2 separate regions of the Homo sapiens genome follow, and region 1 is linked to region 2. Evidence: chromatin contacts called from ENCODE Hi-C or POLR2A ChIA-PET data. All regions are on one chromosome and are shown on one strand. Each heading gives the region's core, a stretch centred on a gene start or an enhancer-like site at or near the end of the contact. The rest is flanking DNA. Distances are from core to core; before and after follow the strand shown.

What was found. Hi-C counts contacts between places; a loop is a spot of excess contacts on that map. ChIA-PET counts read pairs that join two places held with the same protein, here RNA polymerase II (POLR2A). Pooled maps may share reads with other maps.
Region 1: a loop to region 2 is called in a map of endothelial cell of umbilical vein, with 3 times the contacts of the local background. The contact joins the enhancer-like site here to the promoter of CDKN2B in region 2. A Hi-C loop is called at or near these places in 4 of 168 maps with a recorded cell type or tissue (HCT116, PC-9, chondrocyte and 1 more) and 5 of 50 pooled maps. POLR2A ChIA-PET finds 5 or more read pairs at or near these places in 6 of 52 experiments (AG04450, Caco-2, HCT116 and 3 more).

The regions. Positions count from the first base shown.
Region 1 is chr9:22,209,658-22,213,605 of GRCh38, reverse strand. No RefSeq gene overlaps it. Among named protein-coding and RNA genes, the nearest start is that of CDKN2B, 200 kb to the right of the region's middle. Within about 2 kb of position 1,750, at least 5 of the 41 ENCODE cell types and tissues checked have a DNase peak (open chromatin) inside an H3K27ac peak, as active enhancers do; they include HCT116, PC-3, PC-9 and 1 more, where a contact is called at or near this core.
Region 2 is chr9:22,007,267-22,011,081 of GRCh38, reverse strand. CDKN2B (cyclin dependent kinase inhibitor 2B) reads left to right here and starts at 1,777. Exons shown (of 2, transcript NM_004936.4): 1 at 1,777-2,284. The coding sequence starts at 2,129. All of the region lies in intron 1 of CDKN2B-AS1 (CDKN2B and CDKN2A antisense cis and trans regulatory RNA 1), which reads right to left. RefSeq lists silencers at 1-112, 2,236-2,435.

The DNA of each region.
Region 1 (3,948 bases), core at 501-3,000, 200 kb before region 2:
TCTTTTTCCATAACTGCTTAGACTACCACTTTTCTTAGTTTTGTTCTTGTTCTAAATATATGTTTTAGATCAATCCCTCTCAAATGATTAGGTTTTCCCCTAATTTATCACAGAATGACACTTTTGTAAAATACCAAAAACAATTACTAGAAAAATATATTGTGCAATTGGATATGAAAGCAATAAGCTATAAGCTATAAAAGCTATAAAAGTTTCTAAATGGTTACTCACGAGTTCTATATTTATTTTTTTCCAGACAGGCAAAAAGTTCATAGACCATCATTTGTCTATGGACCACACTTTGAACACAACTGCTCTGGACAAGCAGGTAGATCTTAAACAAACTATATTTTTTGTTTTCTTTTATGAAACCATCTGCCTCTTAATCACTAAAATTGTGAAGTTTTACACAGTGGATAATTTCTTCAGGGTGGTGTCCCATTGCCCATTCAGCTCACTACATGTATTATTTAGTTAATATTTTTAAATCAATTAATATTTCATATGAATACATTTTTAATATCTACTCCATATAAATGGAAACCAATTTCACTTGCCAGAAATAAAACATAATAAAATGTAACTCTAAAAAGGAGTGTTATGAAGGGAGATGTTGCCTGCCCTGAGAAGAGCTAACATTTCACTAACACCACACTGAAACTTCCTGCTTGACATACTCAGAAAACTGAAAGGGAATTAAAAAGAGAGAATTTTCTCATTATGTGTTTTAATGCCATTTAATGCCTAATTCATGATCCACCTAACATCATTTCAAGGACCAAACAGTAGTCACTCTTTATTTTTTAAAAATAATTTAACTCTCCCATTTTGAAGATTAACTTGAAATTGTCCTCTATGAATACGTCTGTTGACAGTCACAAATCAGTCAGTCATATCATATGGATAACTATAATTGAACAGGGGTGTTAAATACCACCATTTCTTTTCTTAAATCTCTGTCTTATGGACTACTGATGCTGTAGACCACAAACTCGCTTCAGTTTCTGAAAGTAGTATGTTCGCCAGATCTAAATGGTCTCTATGGAATTTTTTTTGAGCCCTAGTACAGCGTCTGGCATATACTAAATACCCAACAAACTTGTATTTCTTCCTTCTTCCATTAACAATCAGCTCCTTTTCCTGATGAGATAGGAAAATATGTATTAATTACTGGAATTCCCTCTTAGGCTCTCTTGTTGTTACAAAGAAAAAGACTGTCAATTTTCACCCACTTCTTTTTTTTACCATTACAAATATTTAATCATAACCCACAATTACAGTATTAGTTATATTACCTAACAGGCCTCAAAAGGTTTGGCTTGGTCTTTGTGTTTTCATAAATGTCCACAACTCTATCCAGCTTACTGCATTGATTTGACATTAGGGAGCAGACTCCAAGGACAGAAGAAGACTCATTTAGCCAGTTGTTTATTCCCCATGAATTGCCTCAGCTAAACACCAGACCAGAGCTTCTGTGTGCACTAGGTCAAGCCATGAATATGCACAGGTCAAATAATTAAACTTGTATAATATTCCCAGAGATGTGAACATGAGAGGAATATTTATCACAATGGAAAGATCCTGCCGCAGATATTTCTTACCTAATGTTGAACTTTTATCAAAGAATTTTTTTTTCAACTAGCTGTTTCAAAAAAAAAAAAAAAGGCTAAACATACAGTGTCTCCTCTCCCCCTTCAGGATACAAACCACAGAATTCCGATGACTCACCCAAAAATAGCTTATGAATATGCCACAGGCGGAAGGGCATGCTGTTTAGTTCTTTAAAACTTCCTGCCAAACTGAAGAAACTGAACATACACAGATATTTGGGGACTAACTCTGAGGAATAATGAGAATTTAATCCCTTGTAGTCTTCAGGGTTAGCAACAGCTTGCCTGACATGTCCGGTTACATCCTGTTTGCTACACATGTGACTCCTCAAAAAAATAATAATATAATATTAATAGCACAATGTTTCATTGTTAAGATTGCTGTCACTGTGCTAATGGCTCCCCAGTATTTGCAGCCATAAGTAGACTAAGTCACTTCTTGGATGAATTCTAAATGAAAGGTTTTATGAAACAAACATATTGCCATTATGACTCTAAAATAAAAAGCCAGGATTCAATGTAAAGAATTTGACGGCAGCATAAGCCCCTAAAAAGGAAAGACAGTAAAGCATAGTGATTGAAATCTTGGCGGTGATTCCCAGTTCTTACACCGATTATGTCACCTTTAGCAGTTACTTGAACTCTCTAAGTTCTAATTTTCCCATATGTAACATAAGGATGATAATAATTCTATCTATGTCTAGGGTTCTTGTGAGGACTAAATAAAGGCATGTAAGCATACAAGGAATACTGCTCAGAAAATAAATTATCCCATGCATTCTCCTTCTCATAAATGAATCTGAAAACCAAAACCATTAGGTGACCTAAGAAAGATCACACACCTCATCAGTGCAGTGCCAAGACGGGTCAGTATAATGCTGTGGTTAAAAACATGGGCTCTGGAACAAGTCCATCCCGAGTTTAAATCTCAGTTTTTCTACTTGCTAGCTGTATAAACTTGGGCAAGTCACTTAACTTTTCTGTCTCTCAATTTTCTCATCTACAAAAGTCAAATAATAATAGTACTTCTCTCACCAGGTTATTATGACAACTTAAAAACGTAATACATGCAACTGCCACATAACAATCAAAAAAATACGATCGATTACACTAACATTGGGAATATCTGGTTCTTCCAAAAGCAAAGGTTAATGTAAAATATATGTCAACAATGCCAGACTTTTTAAACTTTATCTATAAAAACAGCCCTCACTTAAAAATAAACAACTTAAAAATTGGATATAGTTTAATAGTGACCAGAATATTTGCAGATGTCTTCTCAGATGAAGGTACACGTCTTCAATCATGGCTATGTGTCGTATTTTTCTTTTCCTATGAGGGAAAGATAGAAGACAAGCCATTCAAAAACATTTCAAACAACAACCCCAATTGCTGAAAAGTCACTTTGCAGTTTGAAAAGAATACTAACATTCAGCTGCTCTTGACATTTACAAGGAAATGTAAAGCAATGGAAAGGGCACCACACTCCCCTTTCCAGTTCAGGTTCTGCCACTTGGCCAGTCATAATGAAATTACTTGACCTCTGAGTCACCATCTACAAAATAGGGCATTTAACGATGTCTGCCTTATTACAGTTACTACACAGAACAAGTGTGTGCCATGTTTCATGAAATTTAAGATATTGTATTCATGTTGAAGACATAATATTATGCTATTTTAACTAATATATTCAAAACTATTCTGAAACAGTTAAAGGTCAGAAAACTACTTTTGTTCTTTGCTTATTACATATTCACAGGACATAGAGACTCTCATCTTAAGAAATAGTGAAGAAAAGAAACAGGAGAAAATCTTCAAATCCCAGAGGAAAAAAATTGTTTTAAACTTATCACCCTTGACAGGTGATAAAGAGGCATGCAAGACTACACTTTTTTTTTTCTTTTTTTGAGATGGAGTCTCATTTTGTCGCCCAGGCTGGAGTGTAGTGGCACAGTCTAGGCTCACTACAAGCTCCGCCTCCCGGGTTCACACCATTCTCCTGCCTCAGCCTCCCGAGTAGCTGGGACTACAGGTGCCCACCACCATGCCCGGCTAATTTTTTGTATTTTTAGTAGAGACGGGGTTTCACCGTGTTAGCCAGGATGGTTTTGATCTCCTGACCTCGTGACCCACCCACCTTGGCCTACCAAAGTGCTGGGATTACAGGCGTGAGCCACCGCGCCGGCCAAGACTATACATTTTTATATCTCTTGACAAGAATTAACACAGAGTCCCTCACATAGTAAGTGCTTAAGGCATATTTGTTAAAGGAGTAGATGGGACATAAATAAAATTTTAGGAACCAATTTACAATGGACACCACTATAACCCTATTCCA
Region 2 (3,815 bases), core at 528-3,027:
GCAACGTTTTCCCTACCCAAAGTTGTTTTTCATTCAGTCAACTTGCTTCGCGAAGCTCACACATCTGCCTCGTGCAAGATTCTCAGTCATTTTACTTAGTCATTGGTTCTTTCCCTATCACCATTCTTTATGTCCCCCTCAAAGAAAAACATTATCTTCCATTTCCTTATCAACTCCAAACAGCTTTCATTTTTCTGACATATTTACTACCTAAGAAAATGGCTCAAGAATTGGGTCAGACTATCTTGTCCTAACTTTTCTGATAAGTTTCAGAGAAACTCAAAGGTCAAAACAAGAGCATAAGAGTAAAAGGTAGAGAAATTAAGAAACTGAAGACTAGGAAATGGGGGTTGGATGGGAAAGAAAAAGAAATTGTTATTAATGCTACCCGGTTCCCTTCCCTGTCCAGGTGGATTTCAGCTCTGTTGAGGCTCTGTCAGTAGATTTTCAGCCCTAACCAGCACTTCCATGGTGGTGGCACTTCCACTGCCTTTAAAAGAAAGAGCTTTTTTTAATTCTACAGGGATTTGGGGGATGAGGAGTCAGAGCTAAGGTATCCTAAAAAAAACATGTGAAGACTCTCATTTTGCAATACACAAGCAATTGCCCTCCTGTTAAGACTTTGTCTTCCTCAGCACTCCGAACCAAAATGATTCTGTAAACAAAAATTGTTCACTTTTAGGAGAGGTCCACTTATGCAGTTCCTCACCAAAGTTTTTAGGCAACAAATCCATAACTTGCGGTTCTCTTCCTATCCAATGTAGCATCCGCTGAAATGTTTTAAATATTTTAAGTAATAAATGTTGATTCAAACTCACCTAGGAAGATTAGGAAGGGGAAAAAAAGCACTTGGCATTTAAATCTTCAGAAGAGAATTTAATGACAGGTTCAGCCTGTTTAATGACAAGCCCAGCACCACACCCCTCTCTTATGATGTTTCATTATTACTGCATAAATTTCCTTTATTACTCATGATAAATAAAAATAAGATACCTGACAAAGTGGGTTTAAATAGGTAAGAGTGCAAACAAAGATTTACTGTACAAATATGATGAAACTGGGATCTCAGATTCTTAAAGTATAATTTTTTTTTGTCTTATGTGTGCCAGGTTGCCACTCTCAATCTCGAACTAGTTTTTTTCTCTTTTAAGGGTTGTATCCATAATGCAAAAATGGAAAGAATTAAAAAGCACACGCAAAACATGATTCTCGGGATTTTTCTCTATTTTTATGGTTGACTAATTCAAACAGAAAGACACATCCAAGAGAAAATTGCTAAGTTTGATACAAGTTATGAAACTTGTGAAGCCCAAGTACTGCCTGGGGATGAATTTAACTTGTATGACAGGTGCAGAGCTGTCGCTTTCAGACATCTTAAGAAACACGGAGTTATTTTGAATGACTTTCTCTCGGTCACAAGGGAGCCACCAACGTCTCCACAGTGAAACCAACTGGCTGGCTGAAGGAACAGAAATCCTCTGCTCCGCCTACTGGGGATTAGGAGCTGAGGGCAGTGGTGAACATTCCCAAAATATTAGCCTTGGCTTTACTGGACATCCAGCGAGCAGTGCAGCCAGCATTCCTGGCGGCTCCCTGGCCCAGTCTCTGGCGCATGCGTCCTAGCATCTTTGGGCAGGCTTCCCCGCCCTCGTGACGCGTCGGCCCGGGCCTGGCCTCCCGGCGATCACAGCGGACAGGGGGCGGAGCCTAAGGGGGTGGGGAGACGCCGGCCCCTTGGCCCAGCTGAAAACGGAATTCTTTGCCGGCTGGCTCCCCACTCTGCCAGAGCGAGGCGGGGCAGTGAGGACTCCGCGACGCGTCCGCACCCTGCGGCCAGAGCGGCTTTGAGCTCGGCTGCGTCCGCGCTAGGCGCTTTTTCCCAGAAGCAATCCAGGCGCGCCCGCTGGTTCTTGAGCGCCAGGAAAAGCCCGGAGCTAACGACCGGCCGCTCGGCCACTGCACGGGGCCCCAAGCCGCAGAAGGACGACGGGAGGGTAATGAAGCTGAGCCCAGGTCTCCTAGGAAGGAGAGAGTGCGCCGGAGCAGCGTGGGAAAGAAGGGAAGAGTGTCGTTAAGTTTACGGCCAACGGTGGATTATCCGGGCCGCTGCGCGTCTGGGGGCTGCGGAATGCGCGAGGAGAACAAGGGCATGCCCAGTGGGGGCGGCAGCGATGAGGGTCTGGCCAGCGCCGCGGCGCGGGGACTAGTGGAGAAGGTGCGACAGCTCCTGGAAGCCGGCGCGGATCCCAACGGAGTCAACCGTTTCGGGAGGCGCGCGATCCAGGTAGCTGGGGCCCCAGGGCCTCGCCGGCAGGGGGCGCGCGAACGCGGGGCGCGGCCTCGGCGGATCGGGGCTGGAACCTAGATCGCCGATGTAGATTTGTACAGGAGTCTCCGTTGGCCGGAGGTGTGCATTCCACGCGTAAAACAGGCTTTTACCCAGCAAAAATCCTAAAGAGAGACATTGAAAAACCCACTGTTTAAGCTTTTTTTAGTGGTTTTTGTTCTGCCATCTCATGATCAGAGATGCAAGGAATAGACTGAATTGGGGAGAAAAGGAGAAAAGGAAAGCTTATTTAGGGAAGAAGATTATCTTGTCTGTCTGCTTTCAACGATAAAGATAAGTAAAGTATAAGTTACGCATTCTAGATTGGATTTAAGGAATTCTACAAAATCATAGTACATGGAAAAAATCAATGTAAACTTCTAAGCTACTATATGAAATCTGTTGTATTGTTTTCTCATAGAGGTTAATTGAGAATGAGACGGGATTCCTCAACCACAGTACTTAGTTCCTTTTATGTTAGCAGTGTCTTATGAGTGATGCATAAGAGAAAAAATATATAGTTCTATAGGTTTCTCATTCTTTAATTATCATACTCAGTGCCCAGATTACAAAAATATTCCTGCAGCAACTGTTAGGTCCTTTTTGAATGGCAAAGGATCTTCATAAATAATGCATCTTTATCTTCATTGTTAAAATACACTTATTCAATGTTTAAGTACGAATCCTGCTTTAATTAGTACTGATATTTTTTATTTCTTTTACAATCTCGGACAACTCTTTTGTACTTTACCGTTGGCTAGTGGTCATATTCAGTACTCACCTCACTATCACCCTCTAAAACTAAGCTAATATTAAGGGATCTTGTTAATAGTATAGATTTTAAAGAAGTGTTCATTTCTTTTGAATTCTTAGAATAATGGTATAACAAATGAGGGATTTTTAAAGGAGCAAAAATATTGTAAAGTGCATCTTAAAAACTTAAAATTTTATTAATAATTATAAAAACAAGTTATATATGTAATTCACCATTTTCTGAAATACTAACAGCAGCTATTTTCCCCTTTTTTTCTATGTAAAATATCCTTACATCACTAGTAGATATAACTTATCACGGTTTTTAAGAGATGAAATGAACATTTCTAATATTAATGAAACAAGCCAACAAAACATGAGAAGTATACTGCCTTTCAATTAAATGGTATATTTTAAAGTGCATAAACCCATAACAAATAACTCGATTTTAGACATTTAGTTACCAAAAATTGTCTTATAATTGACTTTAAATATGACAGCAAATGTTTTCATAATGTTCATGTACACAAATGGCTGCTACAGGATTACTCCTGCAAAACATCATTTTTTCTAAGTTATGCATCATCCTGATTGACTGCTAACATCCAAGCTCTATTTATTTATTTATTTATTTTATTTTTTTTGAGATGAGGCCTCACTCTGTCGGACAGGCTGGAGTGCAGTGGCACAATCTCAGCTCACTGCAACCTCTTCCAGGATGCAAGCGATTCTCCTG